Regions from separate parts of the Homo sapiens genome. Here region 2 is linked to region 1. A link is an interaction called in ENCODE POLR2A ChIA-PET data of the cell type or tissue named here. Cell type or tissue: OCI-LY7. All regions are shown on one strand. Each heading gives the region's core, and the rest is flanking DNA. Links, peaks and the distances in the headings are about the cores only.

Region 1 (16,584 bases), core at 5,811-13,810:
AAAGCAGCATATTTTATCTGATGTTGTTACCAAGGCAACATAGTCTGACCATGACAATAGGGTAAGGTGGCAGCATAGAAAGTGACTTTTTCCCAGCTTTTTTTTTTCACCATAAAAAACAATTTAGAAAGAACTTATTGTTAGAGAATATTTTATATTTCAAGAGGTAGGGTAGCCAGAAAATAAAAAAATGAAACAGTAATTAAGGCTTGTAGATGAATGTTGCTTGGACATTCTTAGGTCAACCAAAATGATCAATAAATCCTTGTGGGTTGGACCCTCTTATCATGGGTCTCAGCTACTTTAACTTCTTCTTTGTCTAAATCTTTAAAAAATGTTTTCAATGAGGCACAGGTATGTGCAGATCTAGCGTTTATTTTTCTTTTGATTTTTTCTCTATCAACTTCTGCCTAACTCTCTTGTAGCTATTTGCTGAGACTCATTCCAGTACTTTTGTGTGCCTGCTCCCCATAGTGCATATCATAGAGCTAGACAAATGGAAGGCATTCAGATATACCTGTTGGGTGACTGATCTCTCCTTATGCTTCTTATGTTTTACTCGAAAACCAATTTTCTAAATTTAATTGTCCTTATTTGCTTCTTTTTAGAAGAGATATATCCAAAATGAATAATGGATTCAACATGCAGTTTGCAAAACAACATGAATTTCACTTAAGAAATGTAATTTATATTACCTGTTTATCAGCCTGAGATGAAATTTGTTATACCTAGAAAAACAGAGGGACTTTCTTATACATTCATTTATTCATAGGATAAATATTTATTGGGTGACCATTATGTGTCAGGCACTGTTCCAGGTGCTGGAGATAAAACAGTGACTAGAGTAAACAGAGTTGAAAAGAAACTATGAACAGAGTAAACAGATTATCTATAGAATGGGAGAAAAATTTTGCAAACTCTGCATCCAGCAAAGCTCTGATATCCAACATCTATAAGGAACTTAAACAAATTTACAAGAAAAAAACAAACCACCCCATTAAAAAGTGGGCAAAGCACATGAACAGACACTTTTCTGGTGTTACCATCTAACACCAATCAGAACGGCTATTGATATGGTTTGGATTTGTGTCCCTGCCCAAATCTTATGTCAAATTGGAGGAGGGGCCTGTTGGGAGGTGATTAGATCATGGAGGCAGGTTATCTTTGCTGTTCTCACAATGGTAATTGAGTTCTCATGAGATCTGATGGTTTAAAAGAGTGTGGCACTTCTTCCTTTGCTCTCTCTCTCCTGCCACCATGTGAAGAAGGTGCTTGCTCTCCCTTCACCTTCCACCATGATTGTAAGTTTCCTGAGGCCTCCCAGTCATGCTTTCTGTTAAGCCTATGGAACTGTGAGTCAATTAAACTTCTTTTCTTCATAAATTACCCAGTCTCAGGAAGTTCTTCAGAGCAGTGTGAGAACAAACTAATATAGCTATTATTAAAAAGTCAAAAAATAACAGATGCTGGCGAGGTTGTAAAGAAAAAGGAATGCTTATACACTATTGGTGGGAGTGTACATTAGTTCAGCCATTGTGGAAGACAGAGTGACAATTCCTCAAAAACCAAAAGACAGAAATACCATTCAACCCAGCAATCTCATTCCTGGGTGTATACCTTAAAGAATATAAATCATTCTGTTATAAAGACACATGCACACTTATGTTCATTGCAACACTATTCAGGATAGTAAAGATATGGAATCAACCTAAATGCCCATCAACAATAGGCTGGATAAAGAAAATATGCACATATACACAGTCATTTCCATAGATCCTCTGAAATCTAGGAGGAGGTTCCCAAATCTCAGCTCTTGTCTTCTGCACACCCATAGGTCTAATACCTCAAGCCACTGAGGCTTGGGGCTTGCACCCTTTGAAGCCATGGCCTGAGCTGTACCTTGACCCCTTTTAAAGCCATTACTGGAGATGGAGTGGTTCGGTTGCAGGGTGCTATGTCCCAAGTCTGAACAGACCAGTGGGGCCCTGGGCCCTGCCCAGGAAACCATTTTTTCATCTTAGGCTTGCAGGCCTGTGATGGGAGGGGCTGCCATGAAGATCTCTGAAATGCCCTGGAGACATGTCAGGGCAAGACACCACCATTGTCTTGGTTATTAGCATTCTGTTTCTCTTTATTTATGCACGCAAATTTCTGCAGTCAATGGGGTTTCAATTTCTCCCAGAAAAAGGGGTTTTCTTTTCTACCACATGGTCAGGCTGCAAATTTTCCAAACTTTTATGTTCTGCTGTCCTTTTAAACATAGATTCCAATTTCAGACCATTTCTTTGTGAACACAGATGACTACATTTTCAGAAAAAGCCAGGCCACATCTTGAATGCTTGGCTGCTTAGAAATTTCTTCCACCAGCTACCCTAAATCATCTCTGTCAAGTTCAAAATTCTACAGATCTCTAGGGCACAGGCAAAATACCACCAGTCTCTTTGCTAAAGCATAGCAAGAGTGACCTTTACTCCAGTTTCCAATAAGTTCCTCATCTCCATCTAAGAAAAGCTCAGCCTGGACTTCATTGTCCCTATCACTATCATCATTTTGATTAAGTCCATTCAACAAGTCTCTAGGAAGTTCCAAACTTTCCCACATCTTCCTGTCTTCTTCTGAGCCCTCCAGACTGTTCCAACCTCTATCCATTATCGAGTTGCAAAGTTGTTTCCACATTTTCAGGTATCTTTATAGCAGTGCCCCACTTTCTCAATACCAATTTTCTGTATTTGTCTTTCTTCACACTGCTATAAAGAACTACCTGAGACTGGGTAATTTATGAAGGAAAGAGGTTTAATTGACTCACAGTTATGCATGGCTAGGGAGGCCTCAGGAAACTTATAATCATGGTGGAAAGTGAAGGGGAAGCAAGGCACATCTTACAAGGTGGCAGCAGAGGAGAGAGTGAGGGTGGGAGTGCCATACTTTTAAACCATCAGATCTTGTGAGAACTATCATGAGAACAGCATGGTTCTCATGGGGAAAATCCACCCCCATGATCCAATCACCTCCCACCAGGTCCCTCCCCTGACACATGGAGCATACAATTTGAGATGAGATTTGGGTGGGGACACAGAGACAAACCATATCATACACCATGGAATACTATACAGCCATAAAAAAGAATGAGAGCATATCTTTTGTGGGAACATGGATGGAGCTGGAGGCCATTATCCTTAGCAAACTAACACAGGAACAGAAAACCAAATACTGCACGTTCTAACTTATAAGTGGGAGCTAAATGATGAGAACACATGGACACATAGAGGGGAACAACACACACTGGGGCCATTTAGAGGGTAGAGGGGGGACGAGGGAGAGGATCAGAAAAACTAACTAATGGGTACTAGGCTTTATACTTGCATGATTAAATAATATTTAAAACAAACTCCCATGACACACATTTACCTATGTACTATAACAAACCTGCACTTGTACCTCTGAACTTAAAATAAAAGTTAAAAAAAGAATGTTGATTCTGTTCCACAACAGAAGATTCCAGAAACATGACAAATCTTAACTAATACGAGCCTGGACAAGGGGAACTGCCTCTGCTATGGGAAAAGCACAAAATCCTGCCAAGTCCCTTCTACCCTAAGGAACAAAAGACTTAAGTTGTTGGTGGAAGGGCAGCAAAACTTCCCACAGGGTCTGCTTAGGAATTTGGTTGAAGTGCAACAACAGAAAACATCTCTCACTCCCCGTTACCATACTAGCAAGCGCCAAGTAACAAGTGATAGCAGCCTACTGTTGGGTAAAAGGCCAGAAAATTGAAGAGACAACTTCTTTGATATGCAGATACTCAGAGAAGGCCTAAAACTGAGGATAGATCAGGCACATTGAGTAAAATTATCAGGTAAACCAGTCTCCATCTTAAGCATAAGGTAATGCCAGAGGAATGAAACTGGCAGGGCACTGAAGCAACAATACAACTGAAACCCAGCTGAATTTCTGACCATATTGACTCAAACTCCAACACTAATGACCAATAGAAGAATAAGTATTCCTATTTCTAGGCATAAATACTATTTATCTTAATGTCTACTGTCCTGTATACTTTATCCAGCATGCAATAAAAAGATGTAACAACCACTGTCAAGAGATGAAGCAATCAACAATCTAACTCAGACCCTACCCAGATATTGGAACTATCAGGCAGGAATTTAAATTAACTATGATTAATTTATTAAACACTCTAGGAGAGAATAGGGACAACATGTATGAATAGATGGGAAATGTCTGTCTAGAGAATCGAAAATAAAGAGAAAGACAAATAGAAAAGCTTAAAGTAAAAATCATTGCAACAGAAATGAAAAATTACTTTAATGAAATTATCAGAAGAATCAATATAGCTGAGGAAAGAATCACTGAACTTGAAGAAATCACCCAAAGTAAAACACGAAGAGAAAAAAAGAGTGAAAAAGGAAAAGAGACAGAGAATACAGGAACTCTGGAATACTATCAAGTGGTCTAATATACATGTAATTAGAACCCTGGAAGAAGATAGAAAATTAAACAGAAAAAGTACTTTAAGAGATAACAGCCAATATTTTTCCCAAAATAATGAAATATGACAAACAACAGATCCAAAAATTTGAGAGAACCCCAAGCACAAAAATATTAAACACTACACACACACACACCGCAAGATACAGCACACTGCTGGAAATAAAGTTATAGAGAAAATGACACATACAATGAGAAACAAAGAAAAGAAAAAAGTTGCAACAGACTTCTTGTCATAATCTATGCAAGTGTGCAGACAATAAAGTGATATCATTGGAGCACTTAAACAAACAAAAAGTCTGTAAACCTAGAATTCTATACCCAGTGAAAATACAGTTTAAACTGAAGGAGAAATAAATACTCTTTTAGACAGCAAAAGCCAAGATCTTTGATTATCAGCAGACCTGCACTACAAGATGTGTAAAGACAGCTCTTCAGGCAGAAGGAATTTTACGAGAGAGAAATTTTGATGTATACAAAGAATGAAGATTTCTGGAAGTGATGAAAATAAAGATAAGTATAAAAGTTTTTTCTTTTTAATTACTCTAAAAGATTATTGGTTTTCTAAAGCAAAAATAAGAGTGATGTATTTTGGCATATGCAAAATTAAAATGTGTGACCGCAATAGCATCACTAGTTATGGGAGGGAGGAATTGGAAGCATGTGCTATAAGGTTTTTAAAGCCTTCGAAGTAGTGTGATATTGTTTTAGTAAGACTGTGCTTTATTTTTATTTTTATTATTGAGATAGGGTCTCATTCTGTTGTCTAGGCTGGAGTGCAGTGGTGCAATCTCAGCTCACTGCAACCTCCACTTCCCAGGTTCAAGCGATTCTTGTGCCTCAGCCTCCTGAGTAGCTGGGACTATAGGCACTCGCCATCACGCCTAGCTAATTTTTGTATTTTTAGTAGAGATGGGGTTCCACCACGTTGGCCAGGCTGGTCTCAAACTCCTGACCTCAGATGATCCACTTGCCTCAGCCTCCCAAAGTGCTGGGATTACAGGCATGAGCCACTGCGCCCGGCCTAAGACCGTGCTTTATTAATGATGCACATTATAAAGCTTGAAACAGCTACTAAAAATAAAACATTTCTAAAAGATATATGAATAATAGGCCAAAAGTGTAGATAAGATTGAATGTAAAAAGATAACCAATCCAAAGCAAGCAGAAAAAGAGGAGCAAAGGATGGACAGAAAAATTTAAAACAACTAACAAAATGGTAGGTTTTAATAAGAATATATCAATAATTATATTAAACAAATTGTCTAAACATAACAAAAGACACAGATTATCAAATTTAATAAACAAGCAACTCATCAACTCTATATAGTCTTTAAGAAACTCATTTTAAATACAGGTTAAAATTAAAAGAATAGAAAAAGATGGATTATAAAAACACTGATCAAAAGAAAGGTGAAGGGACTAAATATCAAAGTAGACTTTAGAACAAATGTTATCAGGAATCATGAGGAACATGACATAATGATAAAGAAGACATGGCAATCATAAATGCGTATGAACCTAACAATGGAGCTTCAAAATACATTAAGCAAAAACTAATGGAATTAAAAGGGAAATTGATAAATCCATAATTATAGTTGGAAATGTTAATTTTCTTCTCTCAGTAATTAATAGAACAGATAAATTTTAAATATCAATAACTTTAGAGAACATGTGAGTAACACTGTCAACAAACTTAACCTACTTGGCATTAGTAGAACATTCTATCCCACAATAGAACAATAGCACAATACACATTATTTTCAAGTGCAAATGGAAGTACACCAAGATTGCCATTTTCTTACTCATAAAACAAACTTTAGCAAATTTAAAAGAATTGAAATCATACAAACCATATTCTCTGATCGTACTGAAATTGATCTAGAAATCAACAGAAAAATACCTGGAAAATTATGGGGAAAATGGAAATTAAACAATGCAGTTCTATGTAATCTATGACTCAATGAGTAAGGCATAATGGGAATGAGAAAATGTTTAAAAATGAATGATAATAAAAACACAATAAATTAAAATTTGTGTAATGCATCTAAAGCAGTAATGAAGGGAAAGTTATAGCATTAAATGCTTATATAAGACAAGAAGAAAGACCTCTCATCAGTAATATGGGTTTTCATCTTAAGGAACTAGAAAGAGAAGAACATATTAAACCCAAAGCAGAAAGCAAGAAATCATAAAGATCTGTGCAAAAATCAGTGGAATAGAAAACAGAGTAACAACAGAGAAAATCAATGAAATCAAAAGCTTGCTCTTTGAGATCAATAACACTGATGAATCTCTAGTTATGCTGATCAGAGAGGGAAGCCAAAAATAATCAATACTGGGGATGAGAGCAGTGAAATCACTACATAGTCCACAGTAATTAAAAGATAACAAGGGGATATATGAGCAACGTCATGCCAATAAAGTTGTTGCCACGGCTGAGTGTTTTAGGGGAGTGTTTGGCTGGATGTTTTAGGGCACTGATTGACTATAGATAAAATATTTTTTGTGGGTGATGGAACTATTCTATGTCTTGATTATAACATACAGCTGCACAGATGTATGTGTTTGTCAAAATTTATAGGACTGTACATTAAAATTGTTGAATTTTATCTTATTTAAATAAATTTGTTAGTGCAGTTTAAGGCACTGTATTGTGTCTCAGTCATCCTTAACATATGTCGTAGCCATATATAACTTTTGGACTTTTTCTTCTCTTGTTTTCAATTTACATAGATTAAAAGAATTGTTAGATATCAAAACATTTATTTATTAAAACTTCTTGTCATAGACTGGAGGAGAATATACAGCCATGAAAACTACGTACAATATGGCGTCTTGAATTGGATCCTGGAGCAGACAATGGGATTACTGGGAAAACTGGTGAAGACTGGAAAATAGAAAAAATAGAGTCTCCAGGGAACTAAAAATAGAATTAATGTACAGTTCAGCAATCTTGCTGGGTATCTACTCAAAGGAGAAGAAATCATTATATTAAAAAATAGCTGTACTTCTATGTCTATTGCAGCATCATTCACAATAGCAATGATACGAAATCAATCTAAAATGTCCATCAGTGGATGACTGGATAAAGAAAATGTGGTATTTATGCATACAGACACATACACACATATACACACACACAATAGAATACTGTTGAGCCATAAAAAAGAATGAAATCATGTTCTTTTGCAGCAACATGGATGGTACTTGAGGCCATTATTTTAAGTATAACCGCTCAGAAACAGAAAGTCAAATACTGCACATTCTTACTTATAAGCGGGAGCTAAATAATGTGTACACATTGACATAGAGTGTGGAATAATAGACATTAGACAATCAGAAGGGTGAAACGGTGGTAAGAGGGTAAGGGATTAGAAATTACTTAATGGGTACAATGTACGTTACTCAGGTGATGCATACACTAAAAGCCCAGACTTCGCCACTGCACAATATATCAATGTAACAAAACTGCACTTATACGCCTTAAATTTATACAAATAAAAAAATTTAAAAATAGAGTCTGAAATGTATGATTTTTAATTTAAGTATATTTTTAAAACTAACAAATGTAAGAAATTCATATGAAAGCAAGATTTTTAAAGACACAACAAACAAAAGCATGTCTTGGTGCTGATGTAGTCGAAGGGGGTGCCAGGAGCACCCACCATTGGCCACCGCTCCAGTTGGCTTATTCACTGAAGCAAAGCACCTAAGTTGGGAAAGATACGCGCATGAGCATGTACAGCTTGTGTCTCCTGGTTAATTCTGGAACATATGATACTCACCATTCAATAATAGGGAAGGCTCAGAATCCCCCCAGTGATTGAAGGTGAGGGCGCCAAATATGTCACAGACATCTGTGGGCTAATGGCAAAGAATCCTAAATTAAGAACTCAACCATTTTTGGCCGGGCGCAGTGGCTCACGCCTGTAATCCCAGCACTTTGGGAGGCCGAGGTGGGCGGATCACAAGGTCAAAACATCGAGACCATCCTGGCTAATACGGTGAAACCCCTTCTCTACTAAATATACAAAAAGTTAGCCGGGCGTGGTGGCGGGTGCCTGTAGTCCCAGCTACTCAGGAGGCTGAGGCAGGAGAATGGCGTGAATCGGAAGGCAGAGCTTGCAGTGAGCTGAAACCGCGCCACTGCACTCCTGGGCGACAGAGCGAGACTGCGTCACAAAACAAAACAAAACAAAACAAAACAAAACAAAACAAAACAAAACAAAAACTCTACCATTCTTAATGTTCTACTTTAAAATTTTGTTTATGACAACCTTTTATTATTGAATGAAATATTTCCAGTTGATATAACCATCCATTACTTCTTGAATAAGTTCAGAGTTGTTCATTAATTCCAGGGTTTAACTCTCACACTCCTTTTGCACTCCTGTTCCAATCCTCGTGCTTTCACTCCACAGTTTGGCATTCGCCTCTTCTTTCACATCTAGCATCTGAGACATTTCTTTTAGGAAATTATTCCACTGCTGTTTCTCAAAATTCACATTTCTATTACTTAGGTGTCCTTGGTGTCCTTCAATCTTTTTGCTGGAATTTCTACATAGTTAAGTTTATATATTTTTTCTTTAGGGAAACAAGCTTTCTGGGTATTACTTTAGCATGTTAATTCATCTATGAAAAGAATGGCCAGCATCCCTCAAATCCCCAATGCACACAATAAAAAGCATCCAGAGTTCTTCCTTTGGAATCAAAGAGAACATTCACAAGAAATTAATATTGTTTTCTTTTCATGATTCGGATAAGCCTTTGGTCTATATTCCTTTAAGAAACTGACTACAAGAGCAAGGGAACTTCTTGCTAATTGAAGAGATTTTCTTTCTCATTATAGGTTTAGACTACACTGCTTCCACCCATAATTCCTCCAGATTAATGAGTTTTCTTAGAATGTATGCATACAGCAGGTAAGAATATTCAAGCCACATACTTAGACATATAGGAAATTTTTTTTTTCCTCTTGAACTAAACATGGCTTTTTCCTTAAGTTCCTACTCCATCAGTAATGGGATGCAACATTGCCAATTAAGAGTAAAGTTTGTCATACCCGGTATTCTTAGGTGATTCAGGAAAAATGCTGTCCCTTTATACTTTTTCCCAATTTTTTTTCCCTCTGCTATGGCATTTAGGTTTCTGGGGGCTCTCAGAGTCTCCTGACAATAGCATAATGGGGGAATTGCCCTGGCCTCCAGGCACCGTCAGCTCCTTTACTTTCCAGCGTCACATCCACGATTCTCTAGGCTGCACCAGAAGCACGGTGCTCCTCTCAATGCTCTGACAGCCAGTGAAGGAGCTCAGAGTCTGCCTCTGGCCCTTGGGCCTGGAAGTCTCAGACAGTGTCTCCTCTCTACTCCCAAAACCATGATGACATAGGGAATGGGTGCTTGCTGCCTCCCAGTACACAAGAGAAGCAGAGCACAGGACTCCATCCATGACTCCAAAATCCCCAATTTTCTCTAAGTGCATTCACCACCTTGGAGTTAAACCCACGGAGGACAGGGATCAGCATCTGCTTTTCAAAAGCCCTCACCAGTTTCTCTGTTGAATTCCTTGGAACTCTCTCTCCTCAACTCAGAATTATTTTAATATCCCCTCAATGCCTGTGCTTATTTATGTGTGTGTGTGCGTGTGTGTGTGTGAGAGAGAGAGAGAGAGAGATGGGTGAAGAATGAGACGATAAGGTGGAGAGAAAGACGACTAGAAGAGTATTCTTACAGAGCTATAATTTATACCAGGACTTCAGTATATAAATTTGCATATATCTGTATAGCTTAATGTGCCAGACTTTGAGAGCATGCAATGCACAAAGCGGGGTAAAGGGGGACCTCTGCCGCCCCATTCTATCCCAGGCTACAGCAGAGACACACCATCCTGGAAAGCAAATTATGACTTGGAGTGCTGGGTGGAGAGAGGAAAGGCCTACAATTTTAGGGTAGCTTCTGACAAGGACAGTCCTTAGAGAGGCAATGGAAGTTTCTTACACTTGCTCTCTGAAATAGGAGGGGGCTTAGCAGGAATCTAGTCATTCATTCATTTAATCAATAAATAATTACTGAGCACCTCCTCTGTGCTAGCTCTTATTCCTTTCTCCATGAATTGTAGTAAGAGCCTAATGAAGAGATTTGCTTAGAAAGTGAGAGATGTACACTGAGCAGTAAAACTTAGAGGTGAGCACCATTGTCCCCAAAAGAACCGAGAAATACTGATAATGGTTTACCAAAAGCTTGCTACTGCCAGGCACTGTTGTAAAAGATTCACCAACCTTTCATGGACTCTAAGATGCATCCTTTGTAAGATGTATTATTATTTTATGAGCCACTAAGAAAGAAAAAAACTGTGGCCAATTAAATATGAGCCATGCTTTCTTGTCACTTTGAATTTTTATTTGTTCTTATTGAAAAATGATCCTTATTTGGATGTAATTTTAAAAATTAGAGATCATACTTGTTCACACATAAAAAGGAAAATATAAGTAAAATAAATTATTTAATCAATTTCTAAGCCTTCTTTACATTTGGAGTCTGCCCATTCTCAATCAGTTTTGACAGAATTGCCAAAGTCCGGGTTTGTCTACATAATGATGTCAGAGCCATGAAGAGACTCATACTGTCATATTTTTTACCAATACTTCACTCCGGGATTCCAGTTCCAGAATTTTCTTCCAAGCTGCTGACACCCATTTCCCAGTTTTGATACTTGAGCATCTTAGATCTGACTACAGGGTGTCACACAAAATGTTTTCCAACAATCAGGCTTCATGTTTCTTCCTCAAATGGTCCTTAATGGTTTGTGGCACAGAGCAGATGCAAATGTGTCATGCCACCTGGGACAGCAACTGTCTTAGCTCCTAAGCAATCATTAACCACTTTATCAGGACTGCTGCATGCCCATCAGTGAGTGTAAGCCCTATTCATTCTAAGAAGTTCTTGATCTTGAGATGTCAAAATGTAGGGAAAAAATACGGCCTTATGATTGACGATATACTGCTAAACCATTTAATCCTCGCAACACCATGAAGCAATTACTCTCATCTCCATTTTACAGATAGGAAAGTCAAGACATAGAAAGTTCTGGAAACTTCACACAGAACCAGGATTTTGACCTCAAGCAGTCTGGCTTTGGAGCCCCTCATCACATGGTTCTATCACCAATTCATGTCTGTGCTTAAGGGTCACTTCTCGGGGGATGCTTTCCCTGGACACCTAAACCAGGGTAGCCCCCTTTCCTCTCTAGATTGTAAACTCCATGAGGTCAGAGGCCCTCACTGTTGTATCCAACTATTTATAATAATGTCTGAGACTTAGTAGGCTCTATTTGATGTTTCTACACATCCTGGGGGAAGGAGGAGGCTAATAACAGGGCCCAGGGCATATATAGACTGAAAATACACAGGGACTTACCATTGTTTCTTGTGATCATTATGATAATAGAATAATTTGAAAAAAAATACATTGCAAGGAATCAGCCCATTCAAAATGCATTCACATCTGGCTCTCTCCATAAGCCCATCAGCTCCTTATACCTAAGGACCCATCATCCCTTTTTCAATGGCCCATCACATCCAACCTGTTGATGAGAGAAAGCCTAATGTCAGAATATGCTTCCCCTTGTGGTCAGACCCAGCTGGTCTGGTCCAGTCAAGATATTTATTTAAGATGCACAACACTGATTTTCAGGGAGGCCTCTGTTTGCTAACAGATTGAAGGAAAAGGGCTTCTTGGATTAAACAATGTGATATTTACTAAACAAACACTTCCCCCAAAGGTTAAACTTGTTCCTGTCTACATTGTTTGCCTTCCTGATTAGAAACAACGGCAATAAGACAGAATATGCCTTTTTAAAAATCTTCTTTACTTTGGTACTAGTAAAAACTGTTGGGCTGGGCACCATGGCTCACACCTGTAATTCCAGTGCTTTGGGAGGCTGACGTGGGAGGATTGCTTAAGGCCAGGAGTTCAAGACCAGCCTGGGCAACATAGTGAGACTCAGTCTCTACCAAACAACATAATTAATGAATAAATAAAAATAAAGAACTGTGTTAGCATCCACCCACAGAGACATACTAGGTTTTTCAGGCTGTCAGTCTTTATAGCAGGCACTGCCTTTTTTTTTTTTTCACTACTAAAATACTATTGCTTCCATTACTAAACATCAGTCTGTTCTTTAAAAAATATTTTTGCTTTCCTTAATTTGATGTAGATTCAGCTGGAAACGGGCTAGCTTCATCCTGTTCATCAACTCAAAAGGGAATCCTCAGGTGATTATAACCTACTGTTCCAAAGCAAAACTCATAATGAGATTATGAAGAACAAATAGAGGCACAACATCTTCATGTCTTTGGCAGGAAGAAAAAAGCGAATTACTAAGGACGTTTTAAAAACCTATATTGTGTAAAGCAATATTCTACGTGTTTTACAATAGTAACAAAGTTAATCTTTAAAATAACCCTAGGGGCTCTGATGTAACCGGCCCAATGAACTTCTGTTACTTGCCCAGATCACAGGCTGGGATGTGGGGAGCTTAACTGTGGGCTCTGGCAGGGTGTCTCCAGCACCCAACTTCTTTTTGTTTTGTGTGTATGTTTCATAACCTGCTTATATTTGCTTACACATTCTTTAAATATATGTGTACACAAAGCCACATGGGTATTTTCAGAGGAGCACATGGAACATTATACACATGTAAGTAACACAGTCATTGCCTCAGGGGCTTTTTTCTCAGGTGGCAAATCTGTTGCCTCTCAGAGGCTCTCAGTTACCCTCTCACTACCTTTTCCCAGATAAAAAGTGTACCCTGAAGTGAACCAGGCTCTGGAATGTTCCTGAACCTCCTTCCTCACCTCAGAAAGAACTGCCCTCTTAAGGGTCTAATTTATTGGAAAAATAATACATCCTAAAATGTTAATAATTTCTTATAAGTTAGTATCATAACCTTCCCAGATAACATATCTTTAAATCCATAATATGCAACCTTAATGAAGAGAAATTTAATTAGGTTGATAAGGAAGCTATTTTCTGTCAAGTAGATTATACGGCTCCCTTCTCTTAACCAAAAGGCCTTGGATATACTTGACATCAAGTTAAAATGAACTGGAAAGTCAAGCTTGTGCAGAGTAGGAAAAAAAAAATGAAAAAATGTAGCAATAGATACTTTTAGATTAGGCAGGTACTCTTAGCTAAAATTGTGTATCTTTTCTGAGCCTCTTAGCCTGAGACTGAAATAGATGCAAATGTTATCTCCTGCATCAGAAACAATCAGTTAACTAGAACCTAGTATATCCTGAGCTAAATTAGGTTTTTTACTAGGTACTAAATATAATGTGAGAGAGAAACGAATGTTAGGTTGACATGGTGCTTCCCAAAGCTTGCTTTGTTTAAATGGCATGTTTTGGTCCACTGACAAGGTGATTCTTTTTTCTCTGTCTTTAAATTTGTTAAAAAAAATTTTTTCTGACAGTGAAAACAAAAATAATAGCTCTCTCCTGCTAAGTATTTACTCTGCAATAGGCACAAGCACAGCCCTTCACAGTAATCCTCACAAAAGGTCTATGGAGTGAGTATTCTTGTCCTCACTTTACAGATAAGAAAACAGGGTGCTCAAAATAGCCACTAGCTTGTTCAAGTTTACGTAGCTAATTGGTAGCAGAGCCAAGATTTAAACCAAACACCCATGTACTGTGTTGGATAGTGTCCCCTAAAAGTCATGTGCTTCCCAGAACCTCCAAATATGACTGTATTTGGAAATAAGGTTGTTGCAAATGTAATTAAGTTAACATATAATTAAGATGAGGTCATGCTGGAGTAGGGTGGGTCCCTAATCCAATAAGGCTGGTATCCTTGTTAGAGGAGAGGAGACACAGAGACCCAGACACACAGGGAGATGCTGTGTAATGACGCAGGAGGCAGAGGTTAGAGTGATGAAGATTACTGGTAACTCCAGAAACTAGGAGACAGACATGGAACAGATTTTCCCCGAGAGGCTTCACAGAGAGTGTGGCCCTGCCAACAACTTGATTTTAGATTTCTAGTCTTCAGAACTGTGAGACATTAAATATGCCCGTGGTTCTAAGCCACCCAGTTTGTGGTATTTTGTTACAGTAGCTCTAAAAAACTGTTGGAGCTCAGGACAAATCACCCCTAAATATTCCTCTTGGGCATGCTATTTATTAGCAGATTATTTTGAGAAACTAGATGCAAGAGCGCTCTGAATAGCTACCCTTTTGTAAAATAAATGTGCATCTCTAAGGAAAATTTTTATTAATAAAGATATCTGTATTAAGGAAAGAGCTGCTCCTGAGACAACTCTTACCACCTGAGAGATCCTTATCTGTATAATGAGACCACATTTATTCACTGTACATTTCCCCCCCCTCATCCTTCCATAACTTGTCCCCACTACTCCTTAGGAGCCCCAAACCCCTCTTTCTGTCTGTAGCTCAGGATTCCATAATATATAAGCATCAATCATTCAGCTCTTCTTTGAGTCTCATATTTTTGTGGGACTCCTGTGCATACATACACAATTCAAATTATTTTTCACCTGTTAATATGCCTTATGTCAATTTAATTCATGGCTCAGCCAAAGAACCTGAAGGGTACAGAGAAATCATTTTTTTCTTCCCATGCAAACCTAATACAGCTTGCAATCCTAAGCAATAGACCCTGTCTACCTATTTATTGTAGAAATTTTAGAAAACAAAGAAGAAAGTGTACAAAGCATTCTTGATCCTATGTTCCCAAGTCCATCACTATGGATTGTATATTTTTAAGTTTGTTTTTGCTTCCTCCCAAACACCATTTCATTCAGTTTCATCGTTTAAAAATAGCAGCAACTCTCTTGTGTATTTTCTTTCATTTTATCATTTGATCAGCTCTACTCCTTGTGGGATGTGCTTTAAAAATAGTGAAAATGGCTATTAACCTCAGAATCCTCAGTTTTTTTATCATCGTCATAACCACCATGATCATTTCAGCTCACCATCTCGCCCTACCTTCCTAACTGCTGCTTTGCAAGCCCTCCTCCTGCTTGTGCACCAACTTTTACTCCTGTAACTCCAAATTAGTTGCGTTAGAATTTGCTTCCATCATCTCATCTATGTATCTTGATCATCTGTTTGGATATACTATCCTTTTATATCTCTGGGCTGTGTTATAGGTAATTTATTCAAGTTATATTTTCCAACTCTCTAATAGTCTTTTCATCTTTGTTTAATTTGCTGTTTCATTCAGCCATTGCGATCCGGGTGTGTATTTGAAATCTACGAGTTTTATTTAGTTCTTTCTAAAATCTGCCATATTGGTTTTTAAACTTTTGTATTTATTTTTTGAATGTGTTTTTTTTGTAGAGATGGGGGTCTCACCATGTTGCCTAGGCTGGTCTCAAACTTCTGGGCTCAAGGCCTCCCACCTTGGCCTCCCAGAGTGCTGGAATTACAGACATGAGCCACTGCGCCCAGCCCAGTTTTCACATTCTGTTTTTCTTGCTTTTTTAAAATTTCCTTTTCCATTTCTTTTGACCTTTTACACATGGTTGTTTCTGTTGACAAAAAGCCAAACTCTGTAAAATATTTGAAGAGATTTCTTCTAAGTCAAATGCAAAGACCATGACCCATGATACAGCCTCAGGAGGTCCTGAGAACATGTGCCCAATGTGGTTGGGTTACAGGTTGGTTTTATACATTTTAGGGAGACACAGGACATCAATCAATACATATGAGGTATACATTGCTTTGGTCTGGAAAGGTGAGACAACTTGAAGTGGGGGCTTACAGGTCATAGATGAATTCAAAGATTTTCTGATTGACAATTTGTTGAAAGAGTTAGTTATTATCTAAAGACCTGGAATCAACAGAAAGGAGTGTCTGGGTTAACGTAAGGTGATGTGGAGACCACAGTTCTTATTATGTAGGTGAAGTCTCATAGGCAGCTGCTCTTAGAAGTAATAAATGGCTAATATTCTAATATTTCCTATTCATACCTTTAAAAATGCTAAACTCTCATCTAATCCCTTCAGGGTCAGAAAAATACCTGGAAAGGGAAGGGGATTCTCTGCAGAATGTAA
Region 2 (16,584 bases), core at 4,715-12,714, 58 kb after region 1:
AGATTAATGATGCCAGCTTTTTCTGACAGCTAATACTGATCTCATCTCAGGGGCCAAATTCTCCTTCCTACCAATTAATATCCAGGAGCAGGTAGTAACTACTGATTAGATCCCCACTCTTTGACTCTTGTGTCATCAACAGAGGTATGAAGAGATGTTGTTTAACATCATGGGAGAATCATGTTGAGGACTGAGGGAGGGGCTGGAATCAGAGATCAAAGCTTGGCTGGATGCCAGGTTTGTGGGCAAAGATCATCTTGTTTTGTCTCCCACAGGATTTTTGGGAGACTAAGAACTCCACTTGTTTGATTAGAGAATATGAATCTTCACAGCAGAGATAAGGAGTGAGATTGGTATCACACATAAGTTTGGAAATGATTGGGTGGTCCCAAACATACTGTAAGCATACATGGGCGAGCCAGAACTCGAGTTTGCACGTTTACACCATCTACGTGAGCCCCTGTACTTCCAGCATGGTGGATGATTGACTCTCTTTGGAAAGGGACCAGCTCAGGTCCCCTACCCCTCTGAAGATAAGACAGGGGAAGCAATGACAGGAGGGGAGAGGCCCAGAAATTGCATTCCCAAGACAGCCAGAAGGGATCAGCAGAATGGCTCGGAAATGTTGTTTCTTGCAGGAAAGACGTGGCATTATCTCAGAACCATCTGGTGGCAGCAGGAACAAGAAGGGGGAAGGAGGCTGTGAGCGGTGGTCACGTAGCCTTCTCTTACTGTTTGTAGACACCCACAATCCAGCTATTTCCTGACAGAAGCAGGTCAGCTAATAGCCTAGACTCAGGGAAGAATGGAATTTCAAGGAATAAGAGAAATAAACTGTAGGGTTTCTCTAGCAAGAAAACTTTGAGTCATGACTTAAAGCTTCCTGTACCATAGGCAAAGTCCCCAGATTCAGGGAACATGTAGGGTGCACTTGACATTTCGACATGAGATTAACCTGGATTTAAGTGGGCTGACTTTCTAGGAGTCTCAGAATAAGATGGCATTCGTGGTGTCCCCCAGGGCTTAATCTGGCCCACATATGCCTTTTGTTTAACACACATTCATGCTAACAGAATAGTTGGCTTAGTCCACAATTTTAAGACATCAAGGCATTTTGCATAAAATATAGATTTCTGGCTCCTCTTGAAGAATGGAAAAGCTGGCAATTCTGGGCCCATATTCTCACATACCAACATTTGGTTGGAGTTGAGTAGTCACTGCCTTAAGAAGGCAGAGAACAGCTGTCCCCTCCTTGCACTCCCCACCCATCCACTTAACTCAAAGCCCCTGGAGGCCTTTGTATTTGTGACTCTTCCTCTAGAATGCAACTGCCACAAAGGCAAGGAATGAGAGCATATGTCCTGAGTGGAGCTCTATCTCCAGTGCAGTTCTGCACAGTACTGGGTTGTGCGTAGGAACTTAATAAATGTTTGCTTAATAACAGAGAATGAATGAACCCAGCTTTGTCAAAGCAAAACAGATCTGCATTTAAATCCAGGCTACGTGATCTTGGGTCAGTGATTGCACTATCTAAACCTCTGTTTTTCTCATCTATAAAGTAGGAATCAAAATATTTGCCTCATAGGGTGGTACGAGAGAATGAATGCAAAGTGCTTAGCAGGACGCCAGCACATAGCGTGCACCCAATAAATATTTGCTGTATGCTTGAAAGAATGTTTAGTCACAGCGTTGTGATCCATGGGCCTTTGGCCGGATAAACTAGAAATTCATTTTATGAAGCCAGCATAAGAATGGTGGTGGACTAGTAAGGAATCACAAATGGTGACAAAAATAGCAGTTCTCATGGCAGTGAGGGATTGCTGGGCAGAGAATGGTGACTTGTTCCTCTCTTAAACTGTTGATGATTGGGGCGATAGCATAATTTACAATGGTAGAGAGAAGGCTCCTAGGTGAATTGTAGAGAGGAAGGTGTGGGTTGTAAGCACAGGCATTGGAGACAGACGGATGTTTAATATGTGCTAGACACTTTGCTAGGCTACTAAATTGTTTCCTCATTACAGAATAAGGGTGATAATACCTACTTTATGGGGTTCCCTCTGATTAGTTAATATATTAATTAATGTAACATACTTAACACACTGGCTGGCACAATAGGATATGCTTAGCAAAAAAATAGGTATATTGATATTAGAGGGAAAACATTTTGAGGTTTATGGTCCTCATTGCAATTCTAGTGTTTTTTGTTTTGTTTTTGTCTTTTTTGTTTTAATGCTCCCGGTTTCCATAGCAGTCCATACTGTTTTTTTATTCCATCACCTTGCTGTGTGACCCTGGGCCACCCGCTTTTCTTCTCTAGGCCTCTGTTTCCTAGAGAGTAAGAGAGTTTCCTTGTGCAGTGGATGCTGTGGTGTGCCACCTAAATCCCACCTTTAAAACAAAGGCATTCAGTGCCCCCAGTGGTTGCAAACATTGCCTGCTGATGGCCCATAAGTAAATTCCTCTTTGAAAATGGCTCTCTTTACCAAAGGTAACTGCCTTATCCAAGGTTACACACAACCTCTCCCTGGAAGCTGGTCTGTGCAGAGATACGAAGGTCAGAGAGGTTAATCTGAGACATCTCTAAAAGGCCAACCCAGATTCAGAACTCCCCCATGGGATCAGCTTAAACCTCTGTTTCATTCTATTCAACTCTCTCTGCCCAGTCCTGTTTCCCTTGGTCCCTTATAGATGTTCCCGAGAGCACTCTCCAAGAAACATCTGGCAAAAATCTCCCTCTATGAGTCTGTTTCCAGGAAACCTGACCAGTGGCATTTTGGGTAATTTCAGCTTCAGTCTGTCTGATCTCAAAATTATTTTGGTTTGTTGTATTTGGGTTAGGTTATAAGGAATTGAGATGCATTACAGAGGAAGATCAAGGATATCTTCCCGTGAAATCCTTAATACAGGCTCTTTAGAAAATTCTCTGATGAGGATCTTAAACTAATGTGAGAGTGGGGCTAATACTTTCAAGAAGGACATGAGGTTTTAAGCAAGTAGCAGATGTCATTTCGAGCTGCTGACAAAGGATTTTGGAGCTTGAGGCACACGTAGTACACAACTCTATTAGACATGACTTTCAAGGACCTACATGGAAACCTGGACATCAAGCCTGCAGGATAGATGTTGAAAACACTCAAGTTTTCTTCCCCAAAGTGCTGCATGCAGATTCTGCTGAGACTGTATCTTCTTGCCAGCAAGAAGCATAGACATTGGCAAATGCTGCCTCGATTTCAGGACTAGGAAATTATGAAAATCAGCTGGGATAGGGAGATCTGGTACTGTCCAAAAGCACCAGCTTTTGCTGGAAGTTTTCTCCCTGACAGCAGGCATTTCCGTGCTTGGAAGGGTGAGAAGAGCTTGCCTTTTACTGCAGAGATGTAGGGATATTGACCAAGGCAGGATGACCCCAGATGTTCCTTCAGTACCCTTCAGAAAGTGAATAGTGTGCTCAGTCCCTCAGAGTGTGGTAAGAGCTCCTCCAAAAACAGTGTGTGCAAAAGGAGTCACAGCTGCAGCTGGTGTTCGCACTGGTGTCCCTGGGGACCTGACACTTGGAGTCATGTGAGTCCTCTGTCTGGCTCAGAAGCAAAGCTGCAGAGCCAAGAAGCTAAATCCATTCTTCACAAATACTCCCATGAGGGGAGGATGCAAAGCAGCCAGGCTAGACTCATAGGAGGCCAGGATGTGGGGATGGTTTTAGGGTCTAAGCAGATGAGCAGAGAAGGAGTCCTTCTTGCAGGTCTAGGTAGAGAACATTTACCGGAAACTCCTGACATATACAGAGGGGTTAAGGATGTGTCTTACAGTCAGAAAATAGACACTTCCTTGGGCAAGGTATTTAACTCTTATGAATTTATATATTCTCCTTCTGTAAAGGGCATTGGCTTTATAAGTTGCTGTGAGGACTCAGTGAGGTCACATACTTGCAGCATGTAGCACAGGCCCTGAGCCTCAGCATGCACTCTGGAGTGATCACTGTCTTTATCTTCATTCTCCAAGGTGGCTGGAGGTGAGAGGTGCAGGCTGGAGCAGTGTGAGCTCTGGGTGCTTTTAGGACAGGTGTCCACCAGGACTCCATTTAGGAGATCCTGCCTGCAACACATAGCAACTTGTGCCTGGAATTGTTATTGTGTCCAGACTGGGTCATCCTCCTGCCTTTGAAGCCTGAATCACTGTCTTTGACAGAAAAGGATTATCTTTCCCTTCAAATATTCCTTAGTAGTTTATTCTAGTCTCTCTTGACTCCAGTGGACATCTAGTTTAAAATAGCAGAAGCGACTAGCGGAGTTATTTTTCTTCATTATTAATGGCATTATTGCAACAAATTTTGATTTATTGAGTGCCTATGTGCTATCTCATTTAATCTTCATTCTCACTACTGAGTGAGGCAGCTTCGTTACACAGAATGAGTTTAAGAAAAAAGAAAAAACGGGGTAGAAGCAACATAGTAGCCAATAAAGCTGGTTCATGAGTACATGTGGGATTCCACCTGGGGATTCCCAGAAATCACTGGAGCATACTCTACAGGACCATGGGTTTTTTTCATGTGGCAAGAGCAGCCACAGTACATGTTAGGAAGTCTTCTGAAATCTCCTAATCCAAGATTTTATAATTTGGTATAAAACATCTTCAATATCCTTCTCCACATCTCTGGGTCAGGATTTCCCTAAGCCAGAGAAAACAAACTTCAATTCTTACCTTTTAACACTCTCCTTGACATGGGAGTTCACCTCTTTAATTAAACCTTTAGGCCAGGCATGGTGGCTCACACCTGTAATACCAGTGTTTTGGCAGGCTGAGTCAGGAGGATCATTTGAAGCCAAGGGTTTGAGATCAGCCTGAAAAACACAGTGAGACCCCATCCCTACAAAAACAAAACAAAACAAAACAAAACAAAATTTGCCAGGCATGGTGGTGTGTGCCTGTAGTCCCAGCTACTCCGGAGGCTGAGGTTGGAGGATCACTTAAGCCTGGGAGGTAGAGACTGCAGTGAACCCTGACGGCACCACTGCACTCCAGTCTGGGTGACAGAGTGAGACCCTGCCTCTAAAACAAAACAAAACAAAACAAGACAAGACAAGACAAGACAAGACAAGACAAGACAAGACAAGACAAAACAGGCTTAGTCCAGGCATGGGGCTGTGAGGGAGAGAAATAGACTGATCTCAGGATTACTGAGAAACGTCTAGCACTACCTGTGAGAGTCAGAACCTCTTTGAGAGCATTTCTCAAAGCTTTCTTGTGGATTTCCCTCCTGATGCACTCCTTTTCCGTGAAATAAGTTAGAACCTTCCCAGATTTCCTTTGATTTGGAAAGGTCCCTAAACACAGGACCTGGCTTCTTTCCTTCCTTTTGTCCTCTTTTCCTTCCTTTCCCTTCCCTTCCCTTCCCTTCCTTTGCTTTCCTTTCCTTTTTCCTCCCCCTCCTCCTCCTCCTCCTCCTCGTTCTTCTTCCTCTACCATTCTCTATCTTTGTGCATTTGGGCAAATGACTCACCTTTCCAAACCTCAGTTTTTCTCTCTAAAATGTCTGAGGTAAATTCTAACATCCCTTTCAGTCCTAAAATCAAAGTTCACACTAACACTCAGAATAGTAAATAAGAACTTGGACACTGGAGTCAGGACTGGGTTTGAAGCCCAGGTTTGCAACTTACTGCATGATCTTAGGCTAGAAGGGCACATTCTTTGTACCTTCATTTCTCTAATATGGAGAGAATGCTGACCTACGGTGAGCAGGATTTGGTGTGATAAATGTATTGAGTGTGCATGTACCTAATTCTGCTCTAAGTTCTTTCTACGTGTTGACTCATTTCATTAGCAAAATACCTCTGTAACAAGACATTTTACTTTGTGAGTGTCTTTGCTCATTTTTCTGTCTTGTTGAAGGTTTTCATTTGTTTGCTCATTTCAGGCTTAATGTCATCATTTTCTAGTTTTGACTCATCTACAAACACAACACAAGGAGTTTTTCTGTCTTCATTCAATATGTTCCTTAAAAATATATTGTAAAGTCCATGGCCAAGAATAGAACATTAAGAAAATAGTGATTAAAACTTTGTATGTTAGAACACTAGAGAATTTTTGAAATATTCAAATGGCTGGACTCCATACCAGACAAAAAAAATCTAAATTTCTGAGTGTGGAGGCAGATATTGATGTGTTGTAAAAGTTTCCTTGTTTAACAGTTGACCAGGACTGCAAACCACTACTCTACATCCTGAATCTAGGGATTCCATCTAGACTAATTTGCCATTAATGAATTTGTGTAAGGTAGTTACAAACTACAATTATGCCTGTCTTATCATTGCAACCACATTTTTGCAATTACCCAGCTATCAAATCTCTCCCTAAAATCAGAATACATTATTTTTAGTATGTTCCTGTTCAGGCTACTCTAGTAACCCTAACAGACAAATGCTAGCTCCTGGTGAAGACTACTTTCATGACTAACTGTTTAGAAATACACTTTAGTGTTTTGCCAAAATTAATGGCACAGTTTTATCATTTCTGAAATTCAGCTTTTTTTGTAAAGGAGAAACTATTTCTAGTCTTCTATAATTTTACTCCATACTCTTCAAAGATTATAAAAATTGGCTCCCTCATCACACCTGCAAACTTTCTTAAAATTTTTTTTTTTTTGAGACAAAGTCTCGCTCTGTCACCCAGGCTGGAGTGCAGTGGTGCGATCTCGGCTCAGCGCAACCTCTGCCTCCCAGGTTCAAGCAATTCTTCTGCCTCAGCCTCCCATGTAGCTGGGACTACAAGCATGAGCAACCACACTCAGCCATTTTTTGTATTATTTGTAGAGACAGGGTTTCACTATATTGGCCAGGCTGGTCTCAAGCTCCTGACCTCGTGATCCGCCCATCTTGGCCTCCCAAAGTGCTGGGATTACAGATGGGAGCCACTGCCCCCAGCCAACTTTCTTAATTTTATGTGATATAATTTATTTGCAGCCTCAAGATTAAAGACTCTTAATGCTCTTTCCCTATTTCTTACCTATTTCAGGTTATAGTGATATATCAGTTATTCATTCAATCATTCATTCAATAAATGCTTGTTGAATATCAACTTTGTACCTGGCACTATGCCTGAAAAAGTTAAAACCCGGGAGTTATCTGAGACTCTGTTCACTAACACCTCTCTCTGATGAAATCCTCTTCACAAATCCTCTTAATCTTCAGCATCCCAACTGTCTCATCTCCTCAATGTGTGCAAGTCATCTAATGGTTTTCTAACAATTTCCTTTTTGCAGCTTAAAAATTTGGATGGACAGCTTACAAATTTGCTCAAGTGTCCAACATCTAGTATGTCTGTCTTTTGGTGCCACAGTTTAATAATCTCTTATACTACCGGGGTAAATGGGTAACTCATTTACCAAACCTGGTGAATGAATGCATGCAGAGCATACACCTGCCCTCTTGGTTGTTTTTGTAAAGGTCTATTGTGTAGCACTCATACTTAAAGATAACTTATGTTGAGAAAAGTTGAAATAAGTTGTCCTTTCTGTTTTTTCCTTCCCACTTACCCTAAGGTAGTTTCAACTTTAAATATTCTGCAATTATACTTCCAAATTCTCTTTATACATTAAGAAAGTTTATTATTATGAAGTCCATCATGTGCCTAATTGTTAAACATTTCAACTCCAATAATCCTCATAAAGTCCCTTGAAGATGGGTACTTCTATGTCTATTTTACAGCTTGGGAAGCTGAGATTCTGAGTTACTAAGTAAACTGCCCAAGTTCCAGCAGATACCAAGTGGCACAGCTGTGATTCAGACCTGGGGCAGTCTTATGACAGAGCCCCTTTGCTTTATGCAGCCACAGTTAGAACACCCAGCTTCAGTCTATTCCAGGTTTACATTGTTTGGTTTTGTTTTTTGAGACAGAGTCTCTCTGTCGCCCAGGCTGGAGTGCAGTGGCACGATCTCGGCTCACTGCAAACTCCACCTCCTGGGTTCAAGAATTCTTATGCCTCAGCCTCCCGAGTAGTTGGGACTATAGGCATGCGCCACCACACCTGGCTAATTTTTGTATTTTTTGTAAAGACAGGGTTTCACCATGTTGGCCAGGCTGGTCTCAAACTCCTGGCCTCAAGCAATCTGCCCCCCTCAGCCTCCCAAAGGGCTGGGATTATAGGCATGAGCCACTGTGCCTGGACAGGCCTATATTGTTAATGGATAATAGTATTCATTCCTACTGGATCCAGATATACCCACTGAGTCTCAACACATTATTCCCATAGCCATTAATTATCCTCAGAATTGGATGTAAGTTGAAGGCTGTTTGTCATACCTTCACAATATGATGGATACTAACCATATGTTAGTATATAATACAATGATATGATGTTGTGTTAATCATAACCTAAACAGATTACTTGCAATTTTACAGCCCTTGTAAAAAAATCTTAATTTTTTTTATCTGAATCCCTCCCCATCCTTTTAGAACAAAGACCGATTCTATATGATAACCAGTGTTCTGCATACTCTGGCCCCTTCCTGCCTTTCCAACCTCATCTTGAACTTCTTTAACCCATTTTTTCTGTGGTCTAGACACAGAGAGAATCTTTCAGTTCCTCAAATAGTCTATGCTCCTTCTGCCATAAAGCCTTTGCTCATGCTTTTCTTTCTGTCTGTGATATTTATCCTTTCCTTCTCTTCTTCCTTTAGACTTTTGCATGCTGTCTCTTGGGCCCTTGGCTAGATCAGACCAGACTACCATCTACCCCTTTAAATTCCATCCAGCTGTCTTTAATGGTGCTTATCATCATTAGTGAACATGCCATTCAGTGTGTCATTATTTAATCTTTGTGTCACTCCTCCATTAACCTTCTAACCCTCAGATCCAGCACATAGTAGGAAGACAATAAACAACAAATACAGATGAATGTCTTCAAATTCTGAATCAATTACAGGAGGCTCCTGAAATACCAGGTTCCTCTGTGCTTTGTGCATTTTAATTTTCAGTATTAATCACAATTAAATGTACAGAAGACTAGGTCAGGAAATAACTTATTTGTAAAATAAGGCAACGTTAGTAAGATGGCAGCCCTTCCCTCCCTGGTGGTCCTCTAGTCACATATATGTGTTTTCCAGCACATGCTTTCTTGTTGGGCTGCTTCGTTTCCATCCAGTGGCGTCGGACACCACGACAGAGGGAAAGGTAGAAGTGCTAGGGTCAGCCTGGGGTTTGTGTTCCAGCTCGAATACTCTGTAGCTGAGCAACATTAGTCACATTGCACATTATTTCTCAGTTTCCTCATCTGTTAAGTGCTTCACTCATAGGACTGTGGTAACACTCTAAATGAGTTATGAGTCTGAAGCACCCACCCGGCACAGAGTCTGATTTGTTGTCTGAGAATTATTTTCCTTCCCCTAGTGTACACTATATACCTGCTAAAACAACAGTGCATTTCTTAAATCAAGTTATATGATTAAAATAGCTGACACTATGTCATGTACATTGTTCTAAGATTTCCCCCATATTAACCCATTGAAAACTCACAAGAGCCCTGTGAAGCAAATACTGGTAATTTCAGCCTCATTTCATGCATGAGGAACTGAGATTCAGAATGATTAAGTAACTAGCCCACAGTCAGGCCAAAATTTAATCCCAGCTAGTCTGGTATGTTCTTATACTGCAACATGATCCTGTGTCTCAGCTGGAGAATTAGCAAGGAACGATGGGCAATGAAGAGCTGGTTTTGAAAAGAAAAATCTCTCCCAATTCTACTATTATCTGGGTGACCTTGGCCAATTCAATTCTCTCTTCTTTAAAATGGGGATACTATCCCCTGTCTCCCGTGTGGAAGCTGAATGAGATGGCAAATGTAAAACCCTTGTACACATTTGTCATTTGCCTGTGGCTAAGACAATTTCTCTTTCTTCTTATAGAAGTATAACCTTTAAGTTTTCTCACCAACAACCTGGCCAGGGTAACTTTGGCCTTTGGCCAGCTCTAGAGCTTCTCGAACAAAAATTGTTGACATTGAGCCCACACAAAGCTGGAAACTCCCAGAGGGATAACTGTGCAGGCTCTGACCCAGCAAGATTTCCCCTGAATTCTACAGAGTTTCAACACATCTGAAACTCTTAGAGAGTAAAGCCCAAAGCTCCGGAAACAGAGAGCCTGGAAAGGAGAAGAAGGAGCTCTACTCTTTTGAAAGAAGGGGAATCTTGGTGATTAAATTTCACAAATGTGGCTCCAGCCATACCGCCCCTGACCTTAAGAACTGTCATGAATGTCTCTCTAGGAAACACTCCTCACACACACACCACCCCAGCATCATCCAGAGTGACGATTGTTAAAAGAAAAAAAATTATCTGACATTGACGTTTGCATTGTCAGAGGCTCCCTGCTCTATAAAGGAGAAGTGTCTGCCCAAGGTGGCCTTACGGTAGATGTAGAGCCCTGGGGAGGGGCTTTGAGTCTGCAGCATGCTTCAACCCTCATCCACGAAAGGGAGAAAATCATGGCTACCTCCTATGGTTATTGTGAAGAGGAAATGCAATAATAAACGTTCAGAGGCTAGGACAAGGCCTAGCCCTTGGGAAGCACCCAATGAATGGCAGTTATCATTGTGGTTGTGTTGTAACAGCAGCTAGGCCACTTGCCCAAGATCACCCAGCAAAATAAGTAAAGAAATGAGAACTGTAACAAACATCTCATGGACTGGCAGTCCCAGCTCTTTCTGCCATATGAAGCAGCCTCTCCCCTGTGTGTCTAACCGTCAGCTTCTTACTTTGTGTGGTGAAAGGGCTAAACCATATTAGAGAGTGTTGTGGGATAAGCAGTGTAAAAATGCCTCCCGCAACTCTCCACTTCACTCCATCCTATGAGATCCTACACCATTAAAATTACTCCCAGCCCCTTATCCCTCTGGGTTCTCTGGACCCCTGAAAGTCTCCCTGAAGCCTCAGGAACTCCCTGTGGGATAAAGGCACATGTAGATTTTTAAAAATGGTGTTTTACTCCAAATTCTTATGTTTTGCTAGGTAGTGGGTTCCAGGTGTGACATCTCACTGTCAAAGGGATATCTGTGACCCACAATAGTCCCGAGCCCAGGGATGGTGGATCTGGCTGTGTCCTGGCCTGGGTCAGCTTTGCCAGTAAAACAAAGGCCATGTTCCCGGTCCGCGTGAGGCCTGAGGGGATGGGACCCTTGTTCCCGTGGCAGCAGGTGTACAGGGGCAGGTGGCACTAACAGGTTGTGGAGATTTGAGCTGGGGAAGGCAGTCTGGTTGGTGGACAGGCAGGAGTTTGGGGGTAGACAGAATTACTTGTTTGCCTTAAATTAGCTTGGGATATTACATAGGTGATTTTGCTTCTCTGAATTTCAACTTCTCTGCCCGTGAGAGATCTTAATGCCCTTCTTGTGGGGCCCATGGGAGAATTCAGAGGGTAGTTCATGTAAAGTGACCCAATATGTGGCTGTTCACATACCCGTTCCTCTTCTCTTGGAATACAAATACAAATAATGGATCTGGGTCCCCGGAAGATGAAAGAAGAAGATTAAAAAGTTAACAACAATCCTTCAGAATTATTAATGTTCTATGCAATAAATTGTTTTATTGTCTCAATAGCCATATGAAATAGAGACCATTATTATGCCCTTTTGACAGGGAAAGTGGAGAACACTGAGAGTTGGAGAGGATAAATGACTTGCCCATCACTATAGATGTGGCAGAGCTGGGACGTGAACACAGGCCTCTGTCTTCTAAGCTCACTGGCCACCGAAGCATGTCTGTCATCCATGAACAGAGCTGGCTGTGCTCAGTCAAGCAGTTGTTGTCCAGGCCTCCTTTCAGCATTTCTGGAGACTCCCTGCAGCTGATAACTCTTTTGAGCAAAGTTCTGCTGCTTCCTCTTTTGGTATGGCCTTGTTTCATCCTTTTCTTCTGAAACACAGATCCCCTATTAGCTGTCCACTCTGAGCCACATGAGGGGAATATGCAGCTGGGGCAGGGGAGATGGCCCTGGCCAGTTAGATCCTCCTGCACTATGTCCAGGCTGGCCTGAGCCTGGAGCTGGGGCTGTTGGCTGAATTTGGCTGCAGTCCATCAGGGATGTACTTCCATTTATCTGCTGGTCCAGTTTGCCCAATCCCCTATTGGTACATGGCTCCTCCTCTGTCAGGGCCTAGCCCCCGCTGTTCCCACCTGCCACTCCCTTCCATTTCCCACACCCTGCTGTTGACTTCCCATAGTCCTCCCTCGCATAGTCTTCAAGGCCTTTCACAATCCAGCCACATCAGATGTCAATCCTTCCTGCCCCCACACCCTACGTTGCTGAACTTCTCATCACACGGTATCAAAGCCCTGGGCCTTTGCACATGGTTCTTTTTGCTTGGCACGCCTGTACATTTCTGCCCTTTTTCAATGGCAGACTCCTTCAAGTCCTCCCAGACCAAGGCCACCATCTGCCACAACTCTACCGTTCACATTGTAATCTATGGAATGACCCCAGCACCACTGCTACTACTACTGACACCTACTTTTAGATAAAGGAGATCTGAGTGTTAGGGCAGGAGTGGAAAACCATGGTGTATTTGGATGTGAGGTGGGTAGAATTTGCAGATTCCCTCAATTCCTTCACCTCTCAAATAGGCATGCAGCCTTCCAGATTGAAAGGAACTCAGAATCTGCTCAGAGGTCTATGCAGGCGCGGGTTGGTCTCTTGGGCAGCAGGACTAAGGCCTGGTCATAGCTCTACTTTCTGGTCTTAACTTTTCAACAAGAATGGCCAGAACTTGAGATGAGTTGGAAAACTACCCTTAGCCTGCCGTGTCCCCAAGAACACTGGGGGCTGGTGGCTTCTCCCTCTGGGTGCCTGTAAAGGGATCCTTTGAAATAGGCTATCTTGGGGAGGCCTATTTGGCTGCACATTTGGGGAGGCACATTTACTCTGCTTGCAAATAGCATTTGGCCTTCGCCAACCATCTAGCTTTCTGATTCTCTGGTTTCTTTATGGGAAAAATGAGAAGGCAGGTCAGGTTTTTGTTAATGTTCTTTTCTAGAGTCGATATCCTATGAGCTGGTGATCAAGCCTTAAAAATTTTTAATTAATTTTTTTCCTGATTATAAAATAATGTATTCTAATTGTAGAAAATCTGGACAACATAACATGAAAAAGTGTAAAAAAAAAGCCAATCAAAAGCTTAGCTCTGAGAAAAAGTTAATATGTCAGGGATAATTTTTCTTTTTTCCTGTAGTATGTATTTGCATGCTCAAGTATTTATTTATTAAATATTTATTATACAGCTTTTAATAAATTTAAACCTAAATATAGCATTACGATGTATAATTATTATTCAAAATATTAGTTTAATAATATCACAGGATTCCATTATATAATTATTTTCATGTTGTTAGATACTAAGACTATTTTATGTTTTTTGCCATTGTTAATATTGTAATGACTATCTTATCTTAAACCTATGTGTACATTTAAATCATTTCCTCAGTTCTATTTAAAAATGGAATTAGTAAAGAATTGGCAGGATTTTTTTAGGTTTTTGATATATAATAGTCAAAAGACTTCAAAAGAGTGCACTGCTTGACACTTCTTCCAAAAGTGAGCATGTAGAGACTTGAGTTTTATTTATCACATATAGGGTTTGATTTTTTAAAAATAGTTTTATCAGTTTGAGAAATGGTAATCTGTTTTTATTTTAACTTGCATTTCTTTTGTTACTTATAAAGTTAACATTTTTCACACAAAATTGGCCATTTAGATTTCTTTTTAAATGAACCCTTTGTTCATGAGTTTCACTCATTTTTTTGTGTGTATAGTATTCATCTTTTCTTTCTTTCTTTCTTTCTTCTTTCTGTTTTTTGTTTTTGTTTTTGTTTTTTTTTGACAGGACATCACTCTGTCACCCATGCTAGAGTGTAGCAGCAAGGTCACAGCTCACTGTAGCCTAGAATTCCTGGGCTCAAGGGATCCTCCCATGTCAATCTCCTGAGTAGTTTGGACTAAAGGCATGCACCACCATACTTGGTTAATTTTTTTATTTTTAATTTTTTGAGAGACAGGGATCTTGCTATGTTGCTCAAGCTGGTCCCTAACGCCTGGCCTGAAGCAATCTTCCCACTCCAGCTTTTTGAATAGCTGGGATTAAAGGCACAAGCCACCGGACCTGGCATGTTTTCTTTTTCTTCTTGATTTAACAATCAAAATCAACCCTTATTGATTTTTGAGACATCTATTATACAAGGCCAATAATCATGATTCATACATGTGGCAAATATTTTCCACATGTATTATTTCCTTTAACTTGCTTACAGTGAGTTTTGATATAAAGATTTTAAATTTCATGGAGAAAAGATTTTTTACTCTATACTGTTCCTTCTTTTCATGCTTCGAAAAATCTGTCTCTATCTTGAGATCAGATGGTCTCATATACTTTCTTGTAATTCATTTCTATCTTTAATCAATTTCAATTTAAGTGACATATGAAAGGGGCAACTATTTTTCTCTAATAATTAATAAATAGCTCCACATTAGATCAATATTTATTCAGCCTTCCTTTCAAAAATCACTTACTACAAAGCCTCTAGTCCACATTAAAATCTTACACATAGGGAGCTCAGTTTATAGGCTATTTTGTTTCATGTGTCAATTTTCTTAGCCAGTAACATTATCCCTTTTCTTAAGCATTATAGTTCTGTAATAATTTTAGTTACCTGGAAGTTCACGTTTTATATTTTTTATTTTTATTTATTTTATTTTATTTTATTTTATTTTATTTTATTTTATTTTAAGACAGAGTCTCGCACTGTCGCCCAGGCTGGATTGCAGCGGCGTGATCTCGGCTCACTGCAAGCTCCGCCTCCAGCATTCACGCCATTCTCCTGCCTCAGCCTCCAGAGTAACTGGGGCTATAGGCACCTGCCACCACGCCCGGCTAATTTTTTGTATTTTTTAGTAGAGACAGGGTTTCACCATGTTAACCAGGATGGTCTCGATCTCCTGACCTCGTGATCCACCCCCCTCGGCCTCCCAAAGTGCTGGGATTACAGGCGTGAGCCACTGTGCCCGACCCATGTCATCTATTTTTTCTTTCAAAATGTATTCAGCTACTCTCTTGCTTTGACCTTTTCGATGAATTTTAAAATCAGGTTGTTACCATGGAATACTATGCAGCCATAAAAAAGAACAAAATCATATCCTTTGCAACAATATGGATGCAGCTGGAGACCATTATCCTAAATGAAGTAATGCAGGAGCAGAAAACCAAATACCTCATGTTCTCACTTATAAGTGGGCGCTAAGCATTGGGTACTCATGGACATAAAGATGGCAACAATAGACACTGGGGACTACCAGAGTTGGGAAGAAGAGAGGGTGGCAAGGGTTGAAGAACTATTGGGTTAGTACCCTGGGAAAGGGATCAATTGTACCCCAAACCTCAGCATCCCAATATACCCTTGTAACAAACCTGCACGTGTACTCCTTGCATCTAAAATAAAAGTTGAAATTATTTGTTTTAAAAGAAGATGTGAAAAAATCAAGTTGTTAAATCCTCTCCAAAACTACCACTGATACTTTTCTTAAAATTACGCTGTTTATGTCTGAATTTGAGTTGGATTTATATTACCATACGGAGTCTTTTCACCCAGTGTAATGCATATTACCACTTAGTAAAGTCTTTTAAAGTTTTTCTTTATGGCTGTAAGTAAAGTCTCTGAGTTCTTAGAGGTCCTACTTACTTCCTCTTAAGTTTGTTTCTAGGTATTTAAAAATATTTTTGCCAAGCTATTGACAGAGGCAGACAAATGCCTAAGCAGATAGGGGCAGGTCCCTGGCAAAACCCCATGTCCAAGCTAAAGACAGTTTAAAGCCTGAAAACCAAGCTACAAGTTAAATCTTCGGACTGGATTGAGTACTTGTCGTCTTATTTGGCACACATTCATCTGATTAATCTCCACCCTTCACTTATTTAACATATACCTACCTTTTCCTAATTGGTTTTTCTACACAGTCATGCCCACCTTTGAGTGGTGTCTTCACTTTAACCTTTTTGCGTACTCACAAACCAATCAGTATGCACTCCCCATTCTGAGTCCATGAAGGGACCCAGACCCAGCCATGGGGCAACTATCCACTCCCACAACCCTCACCCCACATCACTTCTCCACTGAAAGCCATTTTCATCGTTATTCTCCATCTTCCTCACCCTTCAATGCCCTGCATATCCTCATTCTTCTTGAGCATGGTACAAGAGCTCAGGAACCACTAAACGCAGGTATAAGCTATAACACAGATGAACTGGGGCACATCAGCATGGCTGAGAGAGGCCCAGGTGGGGTGTTGCCAGCCAGGGGTCCTCAACTTGCAAAGTGACCGAGTAGAAAAATCCTACATCACTATTAGAAATGTGATTTTATTTTTTATTACACTTTCTCAATGGTTATTATATCAGATTTTATATTTATATTTTACTTCTAGGCCCAGCTTACTGATATGTCTTATTAATTTAACTTCAAGTGTAGCACACAAATCAAATATAAATAACATTTTTTGTTTCTTAATGGTACTAAGATGCAGTGAGTTCAGTTTTATTCCTGTTCTTAAACTACA

What was found. Peaks named below come from ENCODE experiments on the same cell type or tissue, not always from the same donor. Only the 100,000 strongest peaks of a DNase experiment are listed, where the experiment ranks them.
Region 2: POLR2A ChIA-PET joins it to region 1 with 11 read pairs; 3 of 35 experiments call an interaction of 5 or more read pairs at or near these places.

The regions. Positions count from the first base shown.
Region 1 is chr1:66,447,961-66,464,544 of GRCh38, reverse strand. No RefSeq gene overlaps it. Among named protein-coding and RNA genes, the nearest start is that of SGIP1, 78 kb to the left of the region's middle. In OCI-LY7, for the core only: a CTCF peak has its summit at 12,131; no DNase peak of the experiment used is centred there.
Region 2 is chr1:66,389,365-66,405,948 of GRCh38, reverse strand. No RefSeq gene overlaps it. Among named protein-coding and RNA genes, the nearest start is that of SGIP1, 140 kb to the left of the region's middle. RefSeq lists enhancers at 4,443-4,572, 4,703-4,752, 4,843-4,922, 4,414-5,613, 8,467-8,646. In OCI-LY7, for the core only: no CTCF peak of the experiment used is centred there; DNase peaks (open chromatin) are centred at 5,148, 8,538 and 11,808; H3K4me3 peaks cover 140 bases; H3K27ac peaks cover 2,183 bases.